Regions from separate parts of the Mus musculus genome. Here regions 1, 3, 4, 5 and 6 are each linked to region 2. A link is a loop called in an ENCODE intact Hi-C map of the cell type or tissue named here. Cell type or tissue: heart. All regions are shown on one strand. Region 1 overlaps Cap2 (CAP, adenylate cyclase-associated protein, 2 (yeast)). Region 2 overlaps Rbm24 (RNA binding motif protein 24). Region 3 overlaps Cap2 (CAP, adenylate cyclase-associated protein, 2 (yeast)). Region 4 holds the start of Cap2 (CAP, adenylate cyclase-associated protein, 2 (yeast)). Region 5 overlaps Cap2 (CAP, adenylate cyclase-associated protein, 2 (yeast)). Region 6 has its middle 5.3 kb from the start of Fam8a1.

Evidence for each region. Peaks named below come from ENCODE experiments on the same cell type or tissue, not always from the same donor. Only the 100,000 strongest peaks of a DNase experiment are listed, where the experiment ranks them.
Region 1: a loop joins it to region 2, with 2.8 times the contacts of the local background. A loop is called at or near these places in 3 of 42 quality-filtered maps.
Region 3: a loop joins it to region 2, with 2.3 times the contacts of the local background. A loop is called at or near these places in 3 of 42 quality-filtered maps.
Region 4: a loop joins it to region 2, with 5 times the contacts of the local background. A loop is called at or near these places in 12 of 42 quality-filtered maps.
Region 5: a loop joins it to region 2, with 3 times the contacts of the local background. A loop is called at or near these places in 6 of 42 quality-filtered maps.
Region 6: it touches region 2 in a loop (2.8-fold over the local background); 11 of 42 quality-filtered maps call a loop at or near these places.

What each region holds. Positions count from the first base shown.
Region 1 is chr13:46,522,270-46,526,269 of GRCm38, reverse strand. Cap2 (CAP, adenylate cyclase-associated protein, 2 (yeast)) reads right to left here. Exons shown (of 13, transcript NM_026056.4): 2 at 734-855. The coding sequence starts at 854. Among named protein-coding and RNA genes, the nearest start is that of Cap2, 22 kb to the right of the region's middle. In heart, no CTCF peak of the experiment used is centred here; DNase peaks (open chromatin) are centred at 2,359, 2,779 and 3,299; H3K4me3 peaks cover 673 bases; H3K27ac peaks cover 3,848 bases.
Region 2 is chr13:46,427,666-46,431,665 of GRCm38, reverse strand. It overlaps Rbm24 (RNA binding motif protein 24), which reads right to left. Exons shown (of 4, transcript NM_001081425.1): 4 at 567-2,712. The coding sequence ends at 2,349. Among named protein-coding and RNA genes, the nearest start is that of Rbm24, 11 kb to the right of the region's middle. In heart, a CTCF peak has its summit at 2,109; a DNase peak (open chromatin) is centred at 1,605; H3K4me3 peaks cover 610 bases; H3K27ac peaks cover 2,327 bases.
Region 3 is chr13:46,550,906-46,554,905 of GRCm38, reverse strand. The region is part of intron 3 of Cap2 (CAP, adenylate cyclase-associated protein, 2 (yeast)); the gene reads right to left. Among named protein-coding and RNA genes, the nearest start is that of Cap2, 51 kb to the right of the region's middle. In heart, a CTCF peak has its summit at 1,752 (motif pointing left); no DNase peak of the experiment used is centred here; H3K27ac peaks cover 288 bases.
Region 4 is chr13:46,500,419-46,504,418 of GRCm38, reverse strand. Cap2 (CAP, adenylate cyclase-associated protein, 2 (yeast)) reads right to left here and starts at 2,516. Exons shown (of 13, transcript NM_026056.4): 1 at 2,208-2,516. LOC115488182 (a long non-coding RNA gene) reads left to right here and starts at 2,469. Exons shown (of 2, transcript XR_003950691.1): 1 at 2,469-2,554; 2 at 3,686-4,000. In heart, CTCF peaks have their summits at 1,596 and 2,277; DNase peaks (open chromatin) are centred at 1,808 and 2,358; H3K4me3 peaks cover 2,948 bases; H3K27ac peaks cover 3,181 bases.
Region 5 is chr13:46,570,572-46,574,571 of GRCm38, reverse strand. All of the region lies in intron 4 of Cap2 (CAP, adenylate cyclase-associated protein, 2 (yeast)), which reads right to left. Among named protein-coding and RNA genes, the nearest start is that of Cap2, 71 kb to the right of the region's middle. RefSeq lists an enhancer at 223-3,252. In heart, no CTCF peak of the experiment used is centred here; DNase peaks (open chromatin) are centred at 2,381 and 3,281; H3K4me3 peaks cover 1,083 bases; H3K27ac peaks cover 3,824 bases; H3K27me3 peaks cover 303 bases.
Region 6 is chr13:46,662,178-46,666,177 of GRCm38, reverse strand. No RefSeq gene overlaps it. Among named protein-coding and RNA genes, the nearest start is that of Fam8a1, 5.3 kb to the left of the region's middle. In heart, a CTCF peak has its summit at 2,399 (motif pointing right); no DNase peak of the experiment used is centred here; H3K27ac peaks cover 345 bases.

The DNA.
Region 1 (4,000 bases), 95 kb before region 2:
GAGGGTGACTCTGTGGAGCCGGGTCTCCCTTTCCACCTTTACGTGGGTTCTGGGGATCAAACTCAGGTCACCAGGTTTGTGTGGCAGGCACCTTTACCCACAGAGTCATCTCTCCAACCCAAAAGCTCTTTTCAAAAAAGCACCCTGGGTTCCGCCCTCAGCACTTGTACACCCCGCCCCCCACCAGAGGCCTACTAGTTAGGGATGCTCAGAGGTCAGATTACATGCTCTGGTCATGACTGTGCTCCCTCACTGGCTTAACCTGGGACAAGCTTCAGTTCAAGTTGCAGTGGTCAAATGCAGTGACTCAGCCTTGGAGTGAAAACCTACATAATCCCTTTCAGTGCCTTCTAATGGAGCACACTTGTCCTGGCTTTGATAATTCCTTCAACGATACGGTTACACATTAAAACAGAACAACACCTCTTTGGTTGTGGACTGCATTCTTGGGAGGCACAGATGCCGATCGTTTTTTGTGGACTATGGCTTGCAGCTTCTAAAATTTGCTTTCGGAAGCTGGTTCATAAAACCTGCCTGTCTTTGTGGGAGAAAGAAAACGAATCCCTTCATGTTCTTTCCCCAAGGCTGCTTGCCTCTGGTTAAGGTGGTGCTCACACCCAGAGGAAGGAGAAGGGGTTTGAAGGAAGTGGGAGTCAGATTTTGGAAAACCTGTTGAAGGCAGGGCTAAGTGAACTGCACAAAGACCAGTAATGACATCAGGTGGTGGCCCTACCTCCATTGACACCATTCACTTCCCCGCAGCCTCTGGGAGGTCCGTCTAACCCTGCAGACAGCTGCTCCAGCCGGATGACTGCACGTTCCAGCCTCTCCATCAGTCCCGCCATGTCTGTCATTCTAGAAAGACACAGACGGAGATTATGTGAGCATCCCGGAGAGGCAGCAAACTGACACCATCCCACTGAATGGTAGGTAGACGAGAAGATAAACATCACAGGAAGAGACTCCATCACCTCCCGCCATGAGAATGCCTGAAACGGAACATTCTCAGTTCAGGGTTTGGTTTGTGATTTGCTTTCTTTGCTTGTTTGTTGAGCGAAGACCTCTCTATGTAGCCCTGGATGTTCTGGAACTCACTATGTAGAGCAAATTGACCTCAAACTCACAGAGATCCACCTGCCTCTGTCTCCTCAGTGTTAGGACTAAAGGCATACGCTTTTTATTACACCATACCTGGAATGACTTTTTAAAAAAAATATATACTACAAAATCTTGGATGCAAACATTACCTAGTTTTCCATTATTCTCTGCTTTGGGGAATAATTCCCATTACTCCAATGTTGCTGCCTGATGCCGATTTTGTTCAGCACTCACCTAAAGGCCACAAACACATAACCCCAAATTAATATCACCAAGGCATATGAGGCTAAGTGGTGGGAACACGTTTCAATTAGTTATAGTCACCATGTTAAAGCATGATTACCCAGGGCAACTCTAAACCCACTGGAAATCCTTGTTCACCTCACTGTATGAAATTGTGAGTTTCTAGAATTGTGTATTGTCCAGCAGGCAGGGAGATACCATCCCCTCTGGGTATTATTTATTACCAGTTTGCTATCAGTGTTTCTGTGGTGAAATTATCTTCCGTTATAATGATTCTGAGTTACGGAGGTTTTCATTTAAAATATTAAAGGTGGTTACTCTCCTTGTGGAGGCTGCTGGTTACATCTAGGCACATGTTAGTATTGGCCCGGCTGGCTTTTGGAGGCTGGGTCTTAAGTTATCCATTACTCAGGCTGGAATAGAGATGGAAGCTGATCGAGGCATTGGGGATGAAGAAGGGAATCACACCCCCATCATTTTCTGTTTCCAAACACATATTTAACCAAGTGTGTAGGTCCCGTGACTAGTCCTGGACCTTACACAGTCCTCTGTGAACTGAATTCAGTTAACTTATTACTATCTGAGAGCTGTATCTCACTTATTTATGACTACCTTCGGTGGAAATCAGTCTGCGACCACAGAGAGAATAAAGCATGCCGGCTTTAGCCAGAGCCTATGGTTTCTTCCACTCTTAGGAACTTTCCCAAGCATCGTTGTGAGCAAGGGAGGGATGGCATGCTTCCGAAAATCATGGACACAGCTGCCCTGGAGCAAGGATGAGCTGTGTCACCTTGGGATGTGTGAATATTTCAAGAGTTTCCCTGGAAGCCAGGAGAATGTGCGTCTCTGCATTTCTCAGTTTAAATACGATGATCAGGTCACCACAGTTTCCAAACGCAAGCTTAACATCATCTAACCACACGCCTGGCTTTGTACTTCAGCAACTAAATATCAGTAGTCAGAGATGGACGCAGAACTCGTGGTCTATTTTGGAAACCCATCGCTCTGGAAGCTGCCGCCGGCAGCGCTCTCAAAATATGGAACAGGACTCTCTGCACGGCTGAATCCAGCATCTAATCCCAAGGGGTTGCAAAATTAGAAGTTGCTCAGCTATTCTTTTCCTCTTCACGTCAGAGCTTCTGATTCCACTGCAGTTGAAGGGGGTGGGGGTGGGGTGGGAAGGAGGGAAGGATTTAATTGAATCCTTTACATAATCTTCTTTCAGGGGAACTGGGTATCTCTTAGGTGGGCGAGGGCCGTTTGAGAAATGATGAAAGACCCTCCGATCTTTTATTAGCGGTCCATCTGTTCACTTATCTAGGTTCCCTGTTGGTCAACTTGCCAAACATTACTGCCACGGACCAAGTCTCTGATAGCAGGGATATGTATCTGTTTTGTTAGCCAGCTTCCCAAACCACCTCTGGCTCTCCTCCATCAGGACAAGCTGTTTTGGGAGAGCCTGTTAAATTTCACACTTGGGATTGCCTTCCCAGCCTGGGGCTTTTAATCAGACTCCTCAACTGGTTCCAATCTCAAGCTATCTAACAGTGAGTGTCACACACGTTGAGAGACAGCAGGACTCAGCCTATCAATCTGCGGGGCGAGGCAGATTGCTGTGGAATGCCACTCAGATGCCACTTCATGTAAAGTCAGAAAGTCTTGTCACAGCTTCAAATGAGACCAAAACAGGTCACTTAGAGGAGGCTGGAAGGATACCTATAGGTTGAAAATTTAGGAGCACTCTGTAAGAGACAAAAGAAGGGAGACACTGGGATCCACATTAGCTTGTCCAGGGTGACTGATGGGGTCTGAGGTAGCCATGTATGTCTACTCAAACTTTCTAAGTCTTTCCACATTTGACCTCAGCTGCTGTGCAGACTTTCAAGACTAAGCACAGCCAGAGATTCTCCGCATTCCAGCCCATTTGCCTTGGCATTTCAAAACACACTTAGCCAACTTTTGACAGGAGCTGGGCATGAAGAAGGAGGCTGAGGAGAGGCAGAGGGTTGCCACGGCAGATGGGAACACGAGGGTCTGGTGAGGAATGGGTCTGAGCAAAGGAGACAGATGGAAGCGTTTGGACAGGAGGCCAGTGGAACAGGGTGAGGGGGCAAGTTAGCTGTGACAGATAGTCTAAGAATCAGAGAGTTAGCTGTGACAGAGAGTCTAAGAATCAGAGGTAGAACAGGAGGCCAGATTAACAACTGAAGACTCAAGAGTCTGGGTCAGATGGTGTAGCTCAAACATGGCTCTCCAAAATTCTAGCCGCCCTGTCCCTGTGGAGGGCACCCTATAGGTGAGTCCCTACTGCCTATTGCTCATCAGACCGGAGGAAAATGTGGTCACATTCTTATATTTTACACCTTTAAAGTTTTAAAAATTAAATTAATTACTATTTATGGTTGTTTTGCCTGCGTGCATGTTTATGTACCATGTGCATGCCTGATGCCCACAGAGGCTGGAAGAGGACACTGAATCCCCTAGAACCGGAGTTACAGACAATCGTGAGTTGCCATGGAAGTGCTGAGACTCGGACTCAAGCCCTCTGGAGCGGCAGCCAGTGCTCTTAACCATTGAGCTGACTTTCCATCCTCTTGAAGGTTTGTTTTAAGAAACTGTGTTTGAGGGTAATTTATTTCTTAAAACCAAACCAAACAAA
Region 2 (4,000 bases):
CCCCAGGTTCAATCTTAGCATCACAAAGCAATAAATAAGAGCATTTGGATGTATTGACATTTCTAGGAAATATGGAGGCTAGCTCCAGCCTCTTGGCTTCCCCAATGCCAGCAGCACTGTCCTGACCTAGGCCGAGGCCGCTTTAACCCATTCTCAGTGGTATAAACGGTCCTTCAGGATTCAGTTTAGGGCGATGATCTATTTGCTACACATAAGTCGGGTATCTAGGGAGATATACTTTAGAGGTCAAAGAGTACATCCTCTGAGAGATTTTTACATCCACAGAACAAGTTTTCCATTGAGGAATGGTTAACCAAAGTAGTTAAGAAGAAAAAGGGCTGGGGGCTGGGGGCTGGGAGCTGGGGGCTGGGAACGTAGCTCAGTTGGTAGAGTGCTTGTCCCATGTTTGGGAAACCCTGGGTTTGGTGCTGCATGCCTGTACCTCCATCACTCAGGAGGCGTGAGGATCAAAAATCAAGGTTATCCTTAGCTACGTGGCGAGTACAGTCAGCCTCTCTCAAAAGGAGAAACTAATTCCGGCAGCATTAGAAATAACTGATGCAACAGCAGTTTTTAAAAATTATATTTAATACAAGTGAATAGATGAGAAGATCTGAAACATTATAAAGCGAAATACACAACAAATAAATAATTTGCACAGGAGAGCCACGCCCTCCTTTGCGGACCACTGCCCGGCACAGGAATACTTAAATCCAGTGACAATGGAGAGAGTCCATAAAAATTATCCATTGTAGGAAGTTCTTCAAGTATAAAAGTCCAATACAGTGTAAAATAGTATTCATTTTAGTTTAAGAGTAAAAATTGCAAGTATCTCACTTTCAGAAGGAAAAATATAAAGCCGTCTTTTAAAACTACATACACTACACGAGGAAAGCGGGGATGCCATGAGTCCCCGGTACATGAGATCCACAGGGGGAAAGCAATTGAGGAAGCACAGAACCAGCGATGTAGCTTGTTTAAAAAAAAAAAAAAAGTAAAACAACTCAAGACTAAAATAAACTCAAATATGTTTAGGCAAGAGTACCCACCCGAACAGTGCACATATGAATTTAAATAAATCCAAAGCCAACGTCTTTAGTTGAATAGGTTAATATTTAATATGCTACATCTAGACCTACTGAATAACTTATGCCATGAGATGAATACATAATTTTACAGTGTCACTTCTAAAGTTCCTTCCTTTAGAGTGCAGCATAGTAAAACTTAAAAATAAATATCTTAAATAGGATTATTATTAAGGCACATTATAAAGTACAAGATCATCAACTGTCGGAGAACTGTAATGTCAAGAACCTTGCTGTCTTAGGTACTGTAGTCACTAATAAATAGTTTTAAATAGGACTCTGAAATAGATACGAAAAACGTGTCAAATTATTTTAAAGGGGGAGGGGTGGGGCAGGAGGAAAAGAAAGGTCCTTCAGACAGTCCCGAAGGGGCGAGCATCTGCAACTTCTGCCTGCCTTTACCCATAATCCTCTAGTCTATGTAATAAATAGAAAGACAAGTGGTGTGGTGAAAGCCTGACCCGCAGATGAAATCATCCCCAAGTGACAGGGAATGGGGAGAGGAGTTATAATGGGACAAGCTCCTCCCACGAGTACAAGTGATGGACTCTTTCTTGAACAGTGTGTGCTGTTGATTGTCTGAGCGGCTGGTGCAGTATCAATGGCTCCACAACCCCACTCGTCCACAGGACAGATGAGAAAATAGCTTTGGTACCTGTCCACCACCGTCCCCGCCGTCACACCCCGAAACTGATTGTTCGATGCCCATCTTCTGAGATAGCACAAACACACTACCTCCTGCCTCAACAAAGTTCTGCAGGCCTGCCGTTACTGCAACGAAGGACAACCAGCGCTTTTCTGTCTTGTTTTCTTTTCTTTTCTTTTTAAATCTACTTTTACGCGTAATTCAAGCTACATATTGCTCACTCCGTATTCCCTGGTTCAACTAGATTCACATAGCATTTTCTAACTTGGAAAAGGCAGTTTGCTTCCCTGATACTATAAAAAAAGAGCAAAAAATAAAAATCCCCATACAAAAGTGAAGTCCCATTGGTACCCCTGCCATCATCTCCTAGTGGCTATTCTGTGTAACTCGGGCTCTTTGGGATTGACTTCAAAAACTGTTTCTCGCCCTCCCTTTCTCCCCTTATCACCTGTAGCACTACCGGGAGTATGGTAAAAAGTAACACCTCTGCTTCACACTAGCCTTGCCTTCTCCCTTTAAAGCCGGCAGGTCAACTGTTAACTTTCTCATTAGCTACTAAAAAACTGGGAGATCAGGAGGAAAAGAGAAACCCTTTTGACTTTGATCAGACAGCTGGTCTACTGCATTCGGTCTGTCTGCAGCTGTTGAGGCTGGTACTGGCCAAAGGCGGCTGCGGCTGCAGCAGCTGCAGCCGCAGCAGCAGCTGTCCCGGGCGCAGCGGCGGTGATGGGCTGTTGGACAGCATAGCTGTAGCCCCCAGTGGTTACATAGCCTGCAGCAGCTGGGGATGCTGCATAGGGGTACTGGTCATAGGCAGCGGCCGCTGCGGCGGCGGCTGCGGCAGCGGAGTACTGAGCGTAGGCGGCTCCAGTGTAATCAATGTACGGTGTGGTGGAAGCCGCGGCTGCTGTGGGCTGCACATGGGGAATGACCACTCCAGGCTGCACAAAAGCCTGCGGGTAGACGTAGTGGGCGGGGATCCTGTGAAGAGACAAGAAACAAAGTCAGGCCTCACTCATCTCTTGTGGGAACTCTTCGCTCAGAGATGGAGACAAACTCAAAATTTAGTGGTTGCTATCAACATAGGGTTGCCATAATATCTACTCTTTAGCCGTCCGTTTGATGCTCCCTTGAGAGAATTCATCAACAACAACAAAAAGAAAAGAAAATGGAATGACATTCTCCCCATTAGAATTTTCACTCTGATGTCCAACCCTGCAGTAGGCGAGTATGCCACGTTTGGAAAATGGATCATGATTAGCCAGGGCTGGGCCTAGAAGACAGATTTAACAGGGTCTTCATGAATTCTGAAAAACTCGTCTAATTCATCTAAGAAAGATATGTCTAGCAAATAGAAAAATCCATGCTGTGAATATAGGGCTCCGAAGGTGGTCGGAGACAGAATGGTTTTGTGGGGGCCGTGGTGACCTGGCCAGTCAAGGGAGAATAGACTCCAGTGTTCTTTATCATGGCAACCCTATTTGAAATCGCTAGGCAGACTCGGCACACATTAATCTCTCTGCAACCTCAGTCACCCTGATTAAAAAAAATCATAATTACGAAAGAAGCAGGCGACAAAATAAAATAATAAAATAAAACCTCAAACCAGGAGCTTCAAGGTTGACAAGTGTGGTAAGCACGGCAGACACACTCCTCACACGACAGTAGTGCGGTTCACTCGGTTCACAAAAGGCTGTTGTGAGAAGCTACCCAAGTGCTATTAACAGTCCCCCACACAGAGCTTCTCAAAGAGTGTGTGGCACACTTCTGATCTCTCTCTGATTCTTCTCTCCCCCAATAAGGACAGATCAGTCAATTGAACCTTTTTGACTATCAGGCAGCTGAGGCCCAGCCGGCTTGTTTGTCTCTATGTAAGGCAGACAGAAAGGGTTGGGGTTTGGTGAACTTGATGGAAAAACTAGGGACAGGAAAAAACACAACCAAATGTCTCAGAACTTAATAGAGACTCAAAAAGGTACGCATCGTAAGGCAGCCCTTGTTCTGCATGCCCACTAACTCTTATGTTAGCCTCTGTGTTGACTTGCTAACCTATCTGCTTTCAATCCGTTTATATAGTTTAGTTATATGGTTATGGGTCACCCTGAAAAGAGCCAAGAACATATAACAAAATCGAGCATCATTTTAATTGCTGCAGTCACATCTCACAGACAGGCCAGACCTGAGGCCCTTTCTTAAAAGTTGGTTAATAATAATAATAAAAATCCCAAGAGTTTACAACCATAGGGTGGCAACTGCAGATGCCCCTCTT
Region 3 (4,000 bases), 120 kb before region 2:
AACAGTTGAAATGGCAGCTCAGAGGTGGCATTAACGATATTTCTTGTAGTCATGCCATTAGCCTTGTCCCTAGTAACGAAGACTACAAACCTGTCTGCTGCTAATGAAGCACTTTGACCAGGGAAGATGGGCAATTTCATTAATTAGTCCCTTTCTGCAAAGGGCCTTTTACTCCTCAACGGGGGGGAGGGGGGAGGGGGTGTGTGGTTGGGGTGAGTTTCTGTTTCAGATCTTTGACTTACATGGAAAATGCCTTCCTGGGGAGCTGCATCCTTCTCTCAGCTCCTTGGGCCTTTGAGCATAGTTAGCAAACTCAGATGCAGATTCATCCGGAACTCCATCAGTCTATACATATCTACAAGTTGGGGGTGTTCTGACCCATTTGCTTCCTTCTTCTGGAAAGTTCTACGAGTTCCCCCCACTGTACAGCAGTTTTTCTGAACCTGCTGAGTCTGGAAAGGGGAGCATTTGGCACACTTAGGGTGTTGAACATTTTATGAAAGAGAAAAGCCAATGGTAGGGACTTTGGGGGAATGACAAATCACCATCTGTTTAAAGGTTTTTGCTGACTTTTTGCCTGTTGCATTTGTGAGGGTCATTGGGAGTCCTTGAGGGACCTTTAAAGGAGACAGGCTCTGTGATATTTGATCAGGGGGAACATGTGTATCTATCTGTCTACTCGTATGCATGTGCAGAAAGGGTATGGGCCATTCTGCTCAGGCCAAAGCTGGAAATCTTATTTGAACTCTATACTCATGCGCACTTTGGCATCTGGGGCTCTCAAGACAGGCTAGCAGGACCTTGTTCTGTGATTGCAGAGAGAAGTACAGGAAAATGCATTCCTGTGATCAGTTGAAAGCAAGCCTTGGGGACCGGCAAGCAGACACCAGCTAAACATGACTTATTTTCATCTAATCCTCTTGGGAGAGAGCTGGCACCCTGGGGAAGCCCAGCTGATCTCCAGAGTACTCATCAGAGCTTTGTCGAATTTCTCTGGAAAAGCCCTGGGCTGCAGAGTTCCATGCACATAGCCACAAAACAAAACAAAACAAAACAAAACAAAACAAAACAAAACAAATCCAATCCAAACCAAACCAAACCAAACCAAACCAAACCAAACCAAACCAAACCAAACCAAACCAAACCAAACAAAACCAGGCAAAGCTCAGGGAAAAAGGGAGGGGCAAATCTTGGAAGATGGAAAGCATTTAGCAGGATACTGTGCTGAAGGCATTTCTAGATCCTTCTTTGTCAGGACCAGAAAGGAAAGAAAAGGACTCTCTGACCTCCTTGATCCAGGATGAGTTTCCAGGGTTGTGATGAGATGCTGGGCAGGTCACTGCCATCCCACTGGCCTCCCTAACTCATCTGCCAGTGTTTGGGATACATAATTAGAGATACTGAATCTCAGGGCTACACATGCTTCAGTTCCTTCTACTCTACCCCGAAGACGTCCCTTGCGTTTTAGCCAGTGAAGAGGTAAAGAAGGATCTGACAGATGGATGAGAAATAAGAAAAATGTTGGGGGAGGAGGCAAGGACAAATCCCACCCGTTTCATGATTTTGTTGGACGCAAGCCTTGCAGTCGTGAACTCGAACCCCAGCTCACAAAGCCCCATGACGGGAGACACCGGGTTTGATATGTTGCCAGCCTTGGGAAAGGCTTAAGCCAGTGGTTCCTCGTCTCCAGAGACCACAGAGAGTCAGTCAGTAAGTCTTAGTGCTTAGACTCACTCACAGAGTTCTTAAAAGCAACCAGCAGGTTGCCCCCTGGAGCCAGGTTCTTCCAGTCAAGATACACAGGAAAACCTCTAGCTTCAGTGGCACCCGAAGTATTCTTTCCTGCACATCTGTATTACTTTCATCAGTAGCTGAGCTGGCAAAAGAACTCAGAGGGCATCCACTTTGGAGCTGTGTACTTTATCCCATCCAAGGGGTTCATTTCACTCAGCTCCCGAGGAAGGATAAAGGTGTTTGCCCAGAGTCAGTAGACAATCAGCAACAAAGTTAGAACAAGAATCCCTTCCTCCATCCCTTTCTTCCTTTAAAAGAAAACTTAAAAGATTTATTTATATGAGTACACTGTAGCTGTGTTCAGACACACCAGAAGAAGGCATTGGATCCTATTACAGATTCCTTGTGGTTGCTGGGAATTAAGCTCCTGACTTCTGAAAGAGCAGTTAAAGCTCTTAACCACTGAGCCATCTCTCCAGCCCTGCATCCTTCCTTTTTAATGACAGGGTCTCGCTGTGTTGCCCTGGATGGCCTGGAACTCACTACGTAGACCAGGCTGGCCTCGAACTCACAGAGCTCTGCCTGCCTCTGCTTCCTGAGTACTAGGATTAAAAGTGTGTGCACTACCACATCTGGCTAATGTGAGTAGGTGTGTGTGTGTGTGATGCTTGGGAGCCTAAATCATGCTTTCTCCATGCTTGCGGCACGCACAGAGCATCCCCACACTGAGTCTCTCATAGCCACACCGAAGGTTCTTGTCTCTAAAAAGTTTGGATAGAGCCCAGAATGTTTTCTGCCTCCAATGCCTTGCATAGACACACCTGCATTGACACTAGGACCATAACTCCTTGTCAAATGCTCTCTGTCCCCAGTTCATGAATTGCTTTAAAAAAAAAAAGAGTTTGGGACAAGAAATATGCTCATATGCTCGAAGCCTGCCTTCCACAATGTTTTCATCTCTTAGGGAGAGGGAGAGGGGGAGGGATAGGAAGAAGAAAAGAGAGGGGGAGGGTGAAGAGGGAGAAGAAGGAGGGAGGGGGGAAGAGGGAGAAAGAGGGAGAAGGAGAAAGGGAAGGAGAGGGGGGGAGAGAGAAAGAGAGACACAGACAGACAGACAGACAGACAGACAGACACACACACACACACACACACACACACACACACACACACACACACACACATACACACACACACACACAGATCCAGGGAGGCTAGTGGAGCTCCTAACTTTGTTAGCAAGCGTCAGAGCTAAGTCAAGTCTCTGGACAGTGCTACTGTCCTCTCTTTGGCCTGGTACTAGTTTTTATTGTAACTTTATGTGGACATATCTTCACTGCTTCCTCAATGACAGATGTCCCTAAAGGGTCAAGAACTCTTTCATTTAGGTTTTTTTCCTGCCTTCTTCAGTGAGCCACAGGGACTTGGATACAACAGATGACTTACAGCTACTTTCTGTCATGCTGTGGTTGAGGCTAGTTCATAGAAAATCAAGTCTGGAAGCCAACTTAATGGTGAAGGCTCAAAGAGCAATGGGTGGGGATTATGTCCATCCTCAAAATCAGGGCAGAAATGGACTCCGACATTGTCTTTGGCACCCTGATAACGCTGACATATCAATAACTCGGTAAACTAAGAAGCACTTCCTGTCTGACCTATGAATACACACATTCTTCAAGATGCCCAGAGTGCTTCACACCCTGCATGGATGCTGTCTTGGCTGCTTCTCTCAGCCTGCCAAGTGGCCCCTCCCTCCAGAGGCCCACTACCCTTTTTGAATCTCCAGCCCTAGCCCACTTATCATCAGACACATGATGGTTACTGAAGAACTGACTGGTAAGCAGATGCCCAAAGGAATGGATTGGCATGGGCAGGATGTGAACTGAATAAATTATTAAGTGTTATAACCAGTGGTGCTGACTTACAAAAAGCTGATGGAAAACCTAACAGGTCTCTCTTGTCCTCCCAACTACCGTGACTACTGACAGTTAACATATTTGCCTCCCCTCTCCACTCCTCCTCCTCTTCTTTTATTTGGCGGTGGGAGCAGGGTCTCATGAGGCCCAGAGTGGCTTAAACTCATCACTAGAGGATGCTCTTGAACATCCGATCTTTCTCCTTCCACCTCCTAACTGTGGGATGGAAATCTACCAACTTGGGCCATATCCCCAGCTGCTTTTTAGAACCCGGACAGAACTTATTGGATCTTGTTTTCAGGTGACACTGTGGAACATCCACGCTGACTTCATCTTCTTGGCGTCGGAACATC
Region 4 (4,000 bases), 73 kb before region 2:
AATTTCTGGGCATAATTCAAGCAGTTGGAGAATCTAGCCGTCTGAGACTCTAGCCCAAGGTGGGAAGATGCTCTCTACTTTCAGGAGGAAAAAAAAAATCAAACAAACAAACCCCTAAACTACTTCTCTTCTGTTTCCTTCAACCTTCTTCCTGTAAACTAAGTGTGTATGTGCACATATGCCTGTGTTTGTATGTGTATGTGTGTGCTTGTATGCATGTATGTGTTTGTGGTGTGTGTATGTCTGTATGGTGTGTGAGTGGATATGCTCGCATGTATGTGAGTGCAAGTGTGTGTGTGAGTGTGTGTGATAGAGGAGAAAAATTGCTACTGGTGAAAATCAACTAAATTTCAAATTTCATATCTGTTAACACAATGAAACTCGCCGGTACAGTCCTCTCCATATTCTCCTCGTCCTCGTTCGATTTACAATAGCCAAGCTGAGTAGTTACTAAGTCGACCTTGAGGGCTGCAGAGCCCCTATTTACCATCTAGCTCTTTAGCCAGGAAGTTAGGGAACCCCACACTCCCGTCATTCCAACAAGCTAAACAATGTCTTGTGGAAAACCCCACTTCCGGCTTGCAGAACTGGTTGGTCACTATCATTTCTCACAGTCAGCTTCTTTTTTTTCCTCTTTGTCTTTGAGTCTCACTTGAGCCTAACTTTATTAAGGATTTTCAGATTCGAGGATCCGTGGAGAAATAAGTCTTTTCTTAAGAAAAAAAAAAAAAAGGTACAGTCTTGTCAAGATACCGTGCTCTGACTGCAAGTGATCGAATTAATTCTTTCCACCAGCTTTCTGTACCAGCTTTCAGTCCCTAACCACGCAGAACCACCCCGAACCCCTCCCTGCCCTCAGCAGGCTTGTATTCTAACAAAACCCCAGCAAATCGAAGTCACTCCAAAGGTGAGACAGACACCACTGTTACTTTCCACAAAGTGGTCCCAGCTACGTCAGCAAGACTTCTGAGACACCTTCGTTAGGTGTGGCAGTGCCTACCAGTAATCCAGCACTCAGAAGCCGGAAGCAGGAGGATTGTGAGTTTGAAGTCAACCTGGGCTAATGGCGAGTTCCTGGCTAGTCTGGGTACAGAGTAAGTCCGCCTCTCGGAAGCAGAGGAGCACACCTGTAATCTCAGCTCGGAAGCAGAATGATTGCTAACAGTTTGAGGTCAGCCTGGGGTTCCATGGCAAAGCTCTGTCTACCAACAAACCAAGCAGCCAAACGAACAGGCAGTGCTCTCTCTGCAAGCAATTCTGATAAACTCCCCCCCCCCTTTTTTTCTTTTTTCTTTTTCTTTTTCTTTTTCTTTTTTTTTTTTTTTTCCGTTTGTTTCTGCCTTCTCCTGATTACTCAGGCCAAGACGCAAGTCTTGGCTGTACAAAGTTCACCTCCACTTGGTAAACTTTTTAGACCTAATTCTAAATACAAGTCCTAAAAGCACAAACTCACATAAAGAACGCCTGGATTCCGACATGACTTAATGCACAGCCTCTGTGGTGTTGATGAGAATAAATAGTCTCATGTGCATGGCGGGCCATCCGCCTAAAGATGACGACAAGATTGCTGATGTCACAAACAACCCCCTATGGGACAGTCAGAGAGCTGCTGAGGGGTACCATTTTCAGAGCGGTCCCTTCAAAGCATCAGTTGCGTGTGCATTTTTTAGAAGTGACTCATGGCCTCAAGTCAGATTCTGCAGAGAAGCCAGGTCCCTTCCTTTCCTTCCAGCACCTTCGGATTGAGGTGGCACTGGCGAGGTCTAATTCAATGACACCCACCCGGGAACCCTCAGAAAGCTCAAAGCAGAGCAGTGGAGACCCCTTGAAGTTAGACCGGCCTAGGGTGCGGTGGTTGTCGGCGGGCAGGCCATAGGTGGCCCTCCAGCCCGAAACTCGCGGTCCTCAGCGCCAGGCGAGCAGCTGGAGCGCTGGGCTGAGCTGACCCAGATGAGGACTGCCCCAGTGTCAGATCCCCGCATCACAGATCCTCACATCTCCGGTCCTCACTTCCCTTGTCCTCACATCTGGGTGGCCTCAGATCCCTGAGTCTGCTTCGCCTTTCTTCCCCGCGCCCTGGCCATCTCCCACCCTACCAGGGGCGCGCAACTTGAGAGCGCCGGCCTTGGGTGCCGGGTGTCCAGGCAAGCCCCCCATTCTCCTCGCCGCCCCCCCCCCCCCCGTCCCCCTCCGCGTTCCAGCCTGACCTGCTGTAGAGCTCAGGTCCTGGCTTCGGTGATGCAAAGCCGGCTCCGGCCACTTGCGCCCTCCTCCCGCAGGCCCGGTGCTGCCTCCGCCTCCCCCCTGCACGGGAGCCCGAGTCGGTCACGCTGCTCTCGGGGAGAGTCGCCCGCAGCTTCCGGCAGCTCCAAATACAGACGGGCGCGGGAGGGGCCGGGAGCACCCAGCCGAGGGCGGGGGTGGCAAGGAAGGGAGCAGAGAGGAGACACAGATGGGCCGTGGGAGAAGAGAGATAGGAGGGCAGAGGCGATCGCCGGTGCAAGCAGGAAATGCCTTCGCCTCCTCCTGCGGGTTTGCAAAGAGCTCTGAAAAGGTCTGGCGGTCCCTGAAGGGGGTTGGGGGTGGGTAGGGCTGCATAGTGACCCGCACAAAGAGAGGGAGAATGGAGCACCTCGAATATCCTCCAACTCAAAGAAAAGGATAAAGGAGAGCAAATGCATGTATCTCTTCAGATAGATTGTAGATCTGGGGCAAGTAACTTATATACAGAAACTTTAAAAAGTCATCTGATTATTTAGAAACGAGTAGAATCCTTGGCCGGCCTACTCCAGCAACTGTTTTACTTGTAGACACTGCCCCTTATTTTATATATGTATGGTCTATGCTGACGAAACTGGAAGCGTTTCTCTCTGGTTAGCATAATTAGACAGAGAGGATCGATTTTCGATTTTCATCTGAGTCTGGAATACTGGACACAAAGCTCTTCACTGAATGAATGATTGTCAAGGGGAAAAGCTGCAGACGAAGGGAGGGGGAGAGAGAAATGTAATAGCTTATGTTCTTTTGTTTAAAATTTGAGAAAGTGTCTCCCTACAAAGCCCTAGCTGCCCTGGGACTTGCTGTAGAACAGGTTGTTCTTGAACTCACAGACATCCTCCTGCCTCTGCTTCCAGAGTGCTGGGATTAATGGACAGATCCACTATGCCTGGCCCTACAGATATTCAAAAAGCAAACTCTCAAAATTGTGTAGTAAAGGGGATTCTGGTAAAGCCAATGTTCCCTGTTGTCTTAGGGTTTTATTGCAGAGAACAGACACCATGACCACAGCAACTCTTTTTTTTTTCTTTTTCTTTTTCTTTTTCTTTTTCTTTTTCTTTTTCTTTTTCTTTTTCTCTTTCTTTTTCTTTTTCTTTTCTTTCGTTTTTTTTTTTTCCCTTCGATACAGGGTTTCTCTGTGTAGCCCTGGCTGTCCTGGAACTCACTCTGCAGACCAGGCTGGCCTCGAACTCAGAAATCCACCTGCCTCTGCCTCCCAAGTGCTGGGATTAAAGGCGTGTGCCACCACGGCCCAGCGACCACAGCAACTCTTATAAAATAAAATATTTAGTTGGGGTTGGGTATTAGTCAGAAGTTCAGTCCATTATCATCATAGCATGAAGCCTGTGGCACGCAGGTAGACATGGTGCTGGAGAAGCAGCTGAAAGTTCTACATCTTGATCTCCAGACAGCAAGAGGAGACTGCATACCACACTGGATATAGCCTGAGCATATAACACCTGAAAGCCAACCTCCACAGTGACTCCATCAGCAAGGCCACACCCACTCTAAGAAAGCCACACCTCCTAATCATGCCACTCCCTTATGGGCCTAATGGAGCCAGTTACATACAAACTACCACAACTGTCGATGTTAAAAATCACATTTAACTCAGCTCTTGGTGTTGTCAAAAGCCCACAACTGTGGAGCCATGCCTAGCAGGCACCTCTTGACTCTCTTTTGTCTGGAGTAAATGGAGACCTGCTTATTATTTGTGCTGACA
Region 5 (4,000 bases), 140 kb before region 2:
TTGTACCCCAACTTGTATTTCAAGCCTTACCAAATAAACCTCCAGACATCACTTTTCCTTTGTGTGCGCACGTGTGTGTGTGAGTGTGTGTGTGTGTGTGTGTGTGTGTGTGTTAATGGGCAACTGGATGATACTAAATAAAAATGTCACTTTGCTCCGCTTCCCTGCCTGAGCCACTGTGGCTCATTAACCCAGCTTTTATTCTTTAAACCAATCTAATGTGACCAGGAGCCTGAGTCATCTTTGTATTAAACTCGAACATTGCTAAGACCACAGTGTGTCATAACAACAAAGACACATTAGCTTGAAAGGTACTTGAAGCTCCTAGCATGTCTTGTGGAGGAGAGAAAAAAAATGTGCACAGAACACTTAACTGGGAGATGTTTCCCAAACGACACATGAACAAGTCACTAGTGTGGACACAGGAAGTGTTAACTACCAACCTAGCTGCCCAGGAAGTTCAAGCTACCATAACAGAGCATCAAAAGGCAGATAAGGGGCTGGGGATGTGACTTAGTCCATAAAATGTTTATAGCACCAGAGAACTTGAGTTTGTGTTTTGTAGCTTCTACATAAAGGTGAGGTGTGGATACATAGTATACTATCATCTGTAGCCCTGGGACTGGAGGCAGGGAAGTCAGATTAGCAGAATCAAGGAGCACAAGGGCAATGAGAAACACTGTTTTGAAAAATAAGGTGGAGGGCTAGGGAGATGGCACCATGGATAAAATCCTGCCAGCATGAAGACAGGAGGTGGGATTGCCACTAAGCACATGAGAGTGGCTGGATATGTCCGTGTGTCTGCAATCCTAGTACTCAGAGGGCAGTGATAGGGATAGCCGGACAGCTGGATTCCAAAGTTCAGGTTCAGCAAGAGACCCTGTCTCAGAAAGGAGAGACACGGCAGAGGACATCTGATATCAAACTAGCCTTTGGGGCTTCATGTGCATTTACGCACACATGCTCCCTTATACATGCTAACACACACACACACACACACACACACACACACACACACACACACACACAAACACACAGCACACTCAGTCCATACACAGACTAAATAAGGTGGAGAGGAACTGGGGACGAGAGTTTATGGTAACCTCTGGTTCCCACATGCATGTAAACAAACACATGCATCAACATAAACATACACACAAAGGGCACTAATATGTTCCTTAGTGAATGAGGGTGCTGGTGATGGGGTGTGCACATATGTGTGCACAGGCATGTGCACATGTGCTCTAAGTTTTCAGAGGACAGCTTGCTTGAGTCAGTTCTCTCCTTCCAGGAACAGACCTCAGGTCATCAGGTCCCACAGCAAGCGCCTTTCCTGGCTAAGCTATCTCACCAGTCCAAAACACGGGACTGAATGGACCGTGAAAATCACACTACCAACATCCCTTTCTCACAGAGAACAATAATCGCACAAATGAAATAATAAATGATGTACAAGTGCCAAGGGCACTGACTCTGTCAGAGCAAGCATCCAATAGCTGTTTGTTTAAAAAAAAAAGCTTAGAGAAGAAATTTGCTGGGTTGAAGATTAAAGAGGGCTGGAGTCTGAACAGAGACTTGCAGAGATGGAGAGGAACTGCTTACGGGAGCATCTATCTCAGAAGTGATTCCAGACACCGAGGCATGACTCCCACCGCAAGTAATTCATAAGATCTGTCAAAAGACATTTTTTTCCTCTATTGTTTACAAAAGGGAATAAGTATCAAATCTGGGGGACATTCTCGAGGCATTTGTCACCAGAAACTAAATATTAAGCTATGCTGGGAGAAAAGCCGTGCAGAACAGAAAGGGAAAGAATTAATTAATAGGCTCTCTCTCTCTCTCTCTCTCTCTCTCTCTCTCTCTCTCGCCCCTGTCCACGGTCAAAAATTCTCTCTCAACCGGTTTGAGATGTTCTCTCTCTCTCTCTCTCTCTCTCTCTCTCTCTCTCTCTCTCTCTCTCTCTTCCCCAAACAAATGGGTATGAGGAGCCTCTAGCATCCAAGTCAGGAAATAAGTTAAAAAAAACATGTAAAAGGAATTTTGGTCTCCATTCTCCTGGCACCGTTGAGAACGTATCTGTGAAACTCTCTGGAAGGCAGAGTGCATCTCAATGAGCTTGCTGCATGTACAGCAGTCTGTCTCATTGGGAAGACAATTATATAAAGTTTATTCAGGATGATTTTTTTTTTTTAACTTTAGTACTCAAAGGAGCTGCATTTTCCATTGAGAGCTGACGAAAAGCATGGTATGGGGAAAACTCCGGTGAGACCCTCCCTGGCTGGTATACGTCAACACCGATAGCAAATGGTGGTCTGGTCATGTGATTCATCCCCCAGCACATACAAATATAGAACATGACCATAAATAGTAACGGACTGTGCCCTGGCTAGCTAATTTATGACGGCGGATCCAGATCGGAATGCCAGCTGGAACTCCCTTCTCCTCGTTGGCAGGGTTCACAGACACAGGGTTGTAAGAAGATGGAAGCTCTGTCCAGAGAGGACCACTTCAGTTATGGCTTGCTGAAGCAGGAGCCAAGAAGCAGATCTGAAGAAATGGCTCTTCCAGGGCAGCTAAGCTTTGGTGAATGAGTCAGCAACTTCTTTTTAAAATCTGATTTTTTTGATTCAGGTCTTAAGAGAGTGGTCTTGTAACCTTCCCGATTTATTTATTTATTTATTTATTTATTTATTTTTAAATCGGGTCTACGATGGCCCGCAAGAGGCCATTTCTTTTTTTTTTTTTCTTCTTCTTCTTCTTCTTCAGTAAAGAATGGTAAATAGCTGATAATTATTTTATAAAGAATTCAAAGTTATCTTGACATCAAACAAACAAAAAGGGTAACGAAAAATCATCTTAGTCAAATAAATGCAGTTTTATCCCTTGGTTGGCCTTTATCACCAACTGCGGTCTGAAATTCTAACAAACTTGGAGTGAGATAGTTGAAACAAAGGAAAACCTCTTTCTCCCTGAACCCTTCACCCCTCAGATAATCGCCCAGATCCGCAGTTTGTGCTAATCACCTCACTTCCTTTGGACAGCCGTTCTTTATCTGATTCAGGTCTTACACAAAGGCAGATGAGCTCATGCCGCCTTATCAGATCGAAAACAACAACAAAGCCACCCTGAGTGACAGTTCAGCAGGACAGGATCTTAGCAAATCCTCTCTGCCTCCACAGCCCTGAGCTTCCAAATAGCTATAAAGCTACCAGTCCCAGTCAGCGCTCACAGCTCGTCACCACTTTATGCTGCTAAAGCAAACAGTCTGGGTAGAGACTGTCAGCACCTGCTCGCTTTTGGATCAGCCTCCTCCCCGCATCCTGATAAGCCAGCGATTAGCTTTCCTGTTGGGATTCAGTCCTGCCTGCTTAGCTTCGGGCTGTCAACTCCAGCAGACCCTGATGCTATCACACAACCGACATGTCTCTTTTCCTTCTAGGGCGTTTTAGTCTTCGTTCGCCCGCATCTCTAGCCAATGTGGGCGGCAGCCTTCAATCATGAGCCCCTGTGCAATTGTTTAGGTCCTTTTCACGCCGTGTGCAGCAAAACTAATAGGAAAAGCAAAGTCAACCTTTCCTTTCCTTATTTCTCTGTCTACAACATGGAACACTACCCATAAGGCTATTGGTTACAAAACCCAAGCTGCTAAGCCAGGCACAGTGATGCATGCCTGTAATCCCAGCACTGGGGAGGCCGAGGCAGGAGAATTGCCATGACTTAGAAGTTAAGCTGGTATATATAGTGAGTACCAGGGCAGCCGAGAATACACTGCAAGAAACTTGGTTCAAACGAAACCAAAACCAAATATTACCCAGCCTTCTATCAGGAAGACAAATTTTTGACCTGTTGTATATATATATATTATTTAGCTTTAGTTTGCATGTTTCTACAGAAATTAAAGCATGCGTTACTGCCCTCGGGTGCCTTTGAGTTGGTCACACAGGGAATGCATTCATGAAGTGAGCATCTTGTGTCAATTTGAAAAGGAGCCACTGGTTAG
Region 6 (4,000 bases), 230 kb before region 2:
CACATACATAAAATAAATAAATAACCCCCTTAGAAGTGAAGCCACATAATCAGAGAATTAGAAACCAAATTTCGGAAAACCAGAAGTAGCAAAGCAAATAGAACACACTGTACCCAAAGAGATTGGACTGAAATCAAATATGAAATACCTTAAGTCAGAAGTAATGCAGAAGGGCTGGAGGTATGGCTCATCCATTCAGAGAGCTTGTTGCTCAGGCTTCAGGGCTGGAGTTCGAATCCAGCACCCACATAATAAGCTGAGTTGTTGTCCCAGCACAGGTGTAAGCCAGCACTGAGAGGGATGGAGACAAATGGTTTGCTGATTTGCAGCCTAGCCCCTTAAAGCACAAGTTCCAAGTTGAGAGGGAGATGGAGAGAGGGAGAGAGGGACAGAGGGACAGAGGGAGAGAGGGACAGAGGGAGAGAGGGACAGAGGGACAGAGGGGGAGAGGAGAGAGAGAGAGAGAGAGAGAGAGAGAGAGAGAGAGAGAGGGAGAGAGGGAGAGGGAGAGAGGAAGAGAGGGGGAGAGGGAGAGAGGAGGGACAGAGGGAGAGAGGGAGAGAGGGAGAGGGAGAGAGAGGAAGAGAGGGAGAGAGGGACAGAGGGAGAGAGGGACAGAGGGACAGAGGGACAGAGGGACAGAGGGAGAGAGGAGGGACAGAGGGAGAGAGGAGGGACAGAGGGAGAGAGAGGGGGAGAGGAGGGAGAGAGAGAGAGAGAGAGAGAGAGAGAGAGAGAGAGAGAGAGAGAGAGAGAGAGATCCTGCCTCAAAGGAATAAGGCAGAGTGATAGAGGAGGGCATAGGGTACCATTTAGGCAAAAGAGCCACACACAAAGTAAAGTAGTGTGTGTATGAGTATCTTAGCTGCACGTATGTCTGTGCACCTCATGTATGCCTGGTGCTCCCCGAGGAATCTGCATCAGAATCTGCATCAGATGCTCTGGAACTGAAGTTAGGATGGATACTATGTGGGTTCTTGAGAATTGAACCCCAGTCCTCCACAAGTGCACTGAGTGCTCTTAAACTGCACAGACTTCTCTCCAGCCCCATTGTCCACTTTTTAACATCACAAGTTGTTGTTGTTGTTTCAGAAGAGGTGATTATAGCAAGAGACTCAGTAACCCAAATGAGCAGTGGGCAATGTTAGGATAGTGTCTGGTAAACATGCAACATTCAGTTACTTGTGGAACGCAGACTACATGGGCATCAGTGCCAGTCAGCCGCCAACCAAGAGCCCATAACCACACAGTGGTTTGAACAGGGAGTCGGAAGGAATTCTAATGGGACTTAAGTCGAGGGGATATTGGCTAGCAAAAGGCTGAGAGAAAAGCGGAGCTTCCTGTAGAGCAGAATCTTCACAGCTAGGAGACGCTGGGAGAAGCCTTGTCTCTCGCTTGGGCACTCAAGTCTGGGTCCCAGCACAGATGATGGCCATTACGAAAGCTGTGAAATGGGGTCACCTCGGTTTCCCTTGGTGTGCAGTCTTTTGGTTTTTCTTTTCTTTTAAAGTCTCTTTTGAGATTATTTTCAATAGGGTCTTGCAGTGTAGCTTAGCCTTCTAACCCCTTGCCTCCACCTCCAGAATGTTAGGAGCGCAGGCATGAGGTACCACGACTAGGAAAATAGATAATTAATTTTTTACACATCTTGGAATTCATGCTTTGATAGAACTTAAAAAAAAAAAAACATTCTGGCTGGGTGGTGGTGGAGCATAGTTTTAATCCCAGAATCCTGGAAGTAGAGGCAGGAGGACCTCTGTGAGTTCGAGGACAGCCTGATCTACAGAATGAATTCCAGGACACCTAGGGCCACACAAAGAGAAACCCTGTTCTAAAAAACCAAACCAAACCAAACCAAACCAAACCAAAAAACAAACAAAAGCAAAGACAAAGCAAAAGAACGTTCTAGACATGTGGGTAGCCAAGCACCTGTTCTTTGACTATAGTCTTAGTGGGATAATCTAATTTTTAAATTTATTATTCTATTTGAGTAATACTTATCAATGACATTTAAGAAATAAGATGCCCAGTGCACTGAATAAAATATTTAATTTAAAAATAATTTGATTTCCATACTAATTTGTGGGAAAATATGTAACCCAAGCATTTTTTCCCTGTGTAACTAAACTTGGGTGATGTAATGCTGTATCAGGCGTTTCTTCCCCCAGGGCTCTCTCGCTAAGCAGCATAAGAAACATATCCATTACGGTAAGAATTTTATATAATAAAAATGATAATAATAATAATACTTTTCTTTATGATAGATTTCTTGATTATGGGAACTTGAGGTGATTGATATTTGTGTCCTCATTTATAGCAGGCTTTTTGTTAACTCTGAAAAAACCATGTCACATTCAAAGGATGGCCTGCTGCCTTGTGTAAAATAGACAGGACTTGAGGCAACCAGTAGGGGGAGGAATCTCCAAAGTTAATCGCTGTCTCCCAGCCTGACTTCAGAAGCTGAGAATCTTCAACAGGATTGACTTTAATTTCTCTGTTTTTTCCCCCCTCTCCTTTCTTCTCTCCTCTCCTCCCCTCTCCACAACCCTCTTTTGTTTGAGACAGGTCCCCACGTAGCTCAGGCAGGCCTTGAACTCACTATGTATTGAAGGATGACCTTTAACCTTTGCTCCTCCCACCTCTGTCTCTTGAGCACTAGGATTTGTGGCAGGCATCCCTAGAGCCGACTTAAGCGGTTCAAACCCAGCCCTCATCTCTATTTTGTTTGGACAGAACCCAAGGCTTGCTGGTTGGTTCCTGTAGCATCCATGAACGTTACCCACGAAATCTGGCACAAGGAAAGACTGTCGTAGGGTTAAGACTCGATCTCACTTGGAAATATGAGACTGGGGTGAAAGAAAAGCAAAGTCAGCTGAATGGGAGCAGGGTACGTGGAGAAAACGACTGTCACATAAAGGGAAAGTCTATTATGTTGGGTGGTGTTTGGTTGGGGCAAACATGTGAAGGAGTGTTTTCCTGAACTGGACACAGATTTAGGTAGAGTTGTGAGGGAACGCTTGACTAAAGTAGACCCAGGTGAACGGATGTTCTGCTAAAGCAAGCATGTGAAAGGACACGTGATGAAGGATTCTTTGCTAACGACACACATGTATTGGGCTGCCTTACATTGTGTAGCTGAGCTGCATTGGTGGGGACGCCATAGAGAGAAACCCAAAAACTTCTGGTGGTGTGCTGCAGTTTGTTGCCCCTTCCAAGAACTTAGGCTGATTGGCAGAGTGATGTCAGTCGAGACAGACATGCAGAGGACACGTGATATTTGGAGGGTTATAAATAGGACTCTACAGAGTGATGGAGACCGAGCTTGGCTTGCTGGTACAGCTAGCTGTACAATGCTTGTGTGTCTCATCTTCGCTGATCTTCACTTCTCTGAGAGGGACACCACAGGGAACTTTTCCTGGTGTCCCTCCAGGTCCCTCCTACTGACTCAAGCTGAGGCTGAGGCCTGGCTGTCTCTGCTAGGTCGTGTCACTGCTGCTGATTCACATTAGCTAACCTGACTCTACTGAGCTGGACTGCTGGAATCCATGAGGTGTTGGTGATTGGAAGGAGCTGCTGCTGCATGCTAACCTGTGAGCTGAACTGCCGATTTCCAGACAACACAGCTGGGAGTTGATCCAAAGAACCTTTCTAAACAGGTCTACTTCCCTCCCCCACTTCTTTCTTTCCCACTACTCCTGGTGGGTGTTGAGCTACAAGGGAGGTTAAAGCATTTAAGAACCATCATTAAAAATAGGCTTTGAAAAAAATTAAAGTTACAAGTATGACTTAGGCAGCAACAGAAAAATCAAAAGCTTTTGATGCAGACGGGGTACAGCTCAGCCTAAGAGTACTTGCGTAACATGAAGGAGACACTGGGTCCCCAACATGTTTCAGGAATCATTATGAAGGGCATATACTTGTAAAATAAAAGGGCTGGTTCAAATGAATGTGGAGTGTCGGGCAGGGAAATAAAGGGTGTGAGAGAGAACCCATGTCCCGC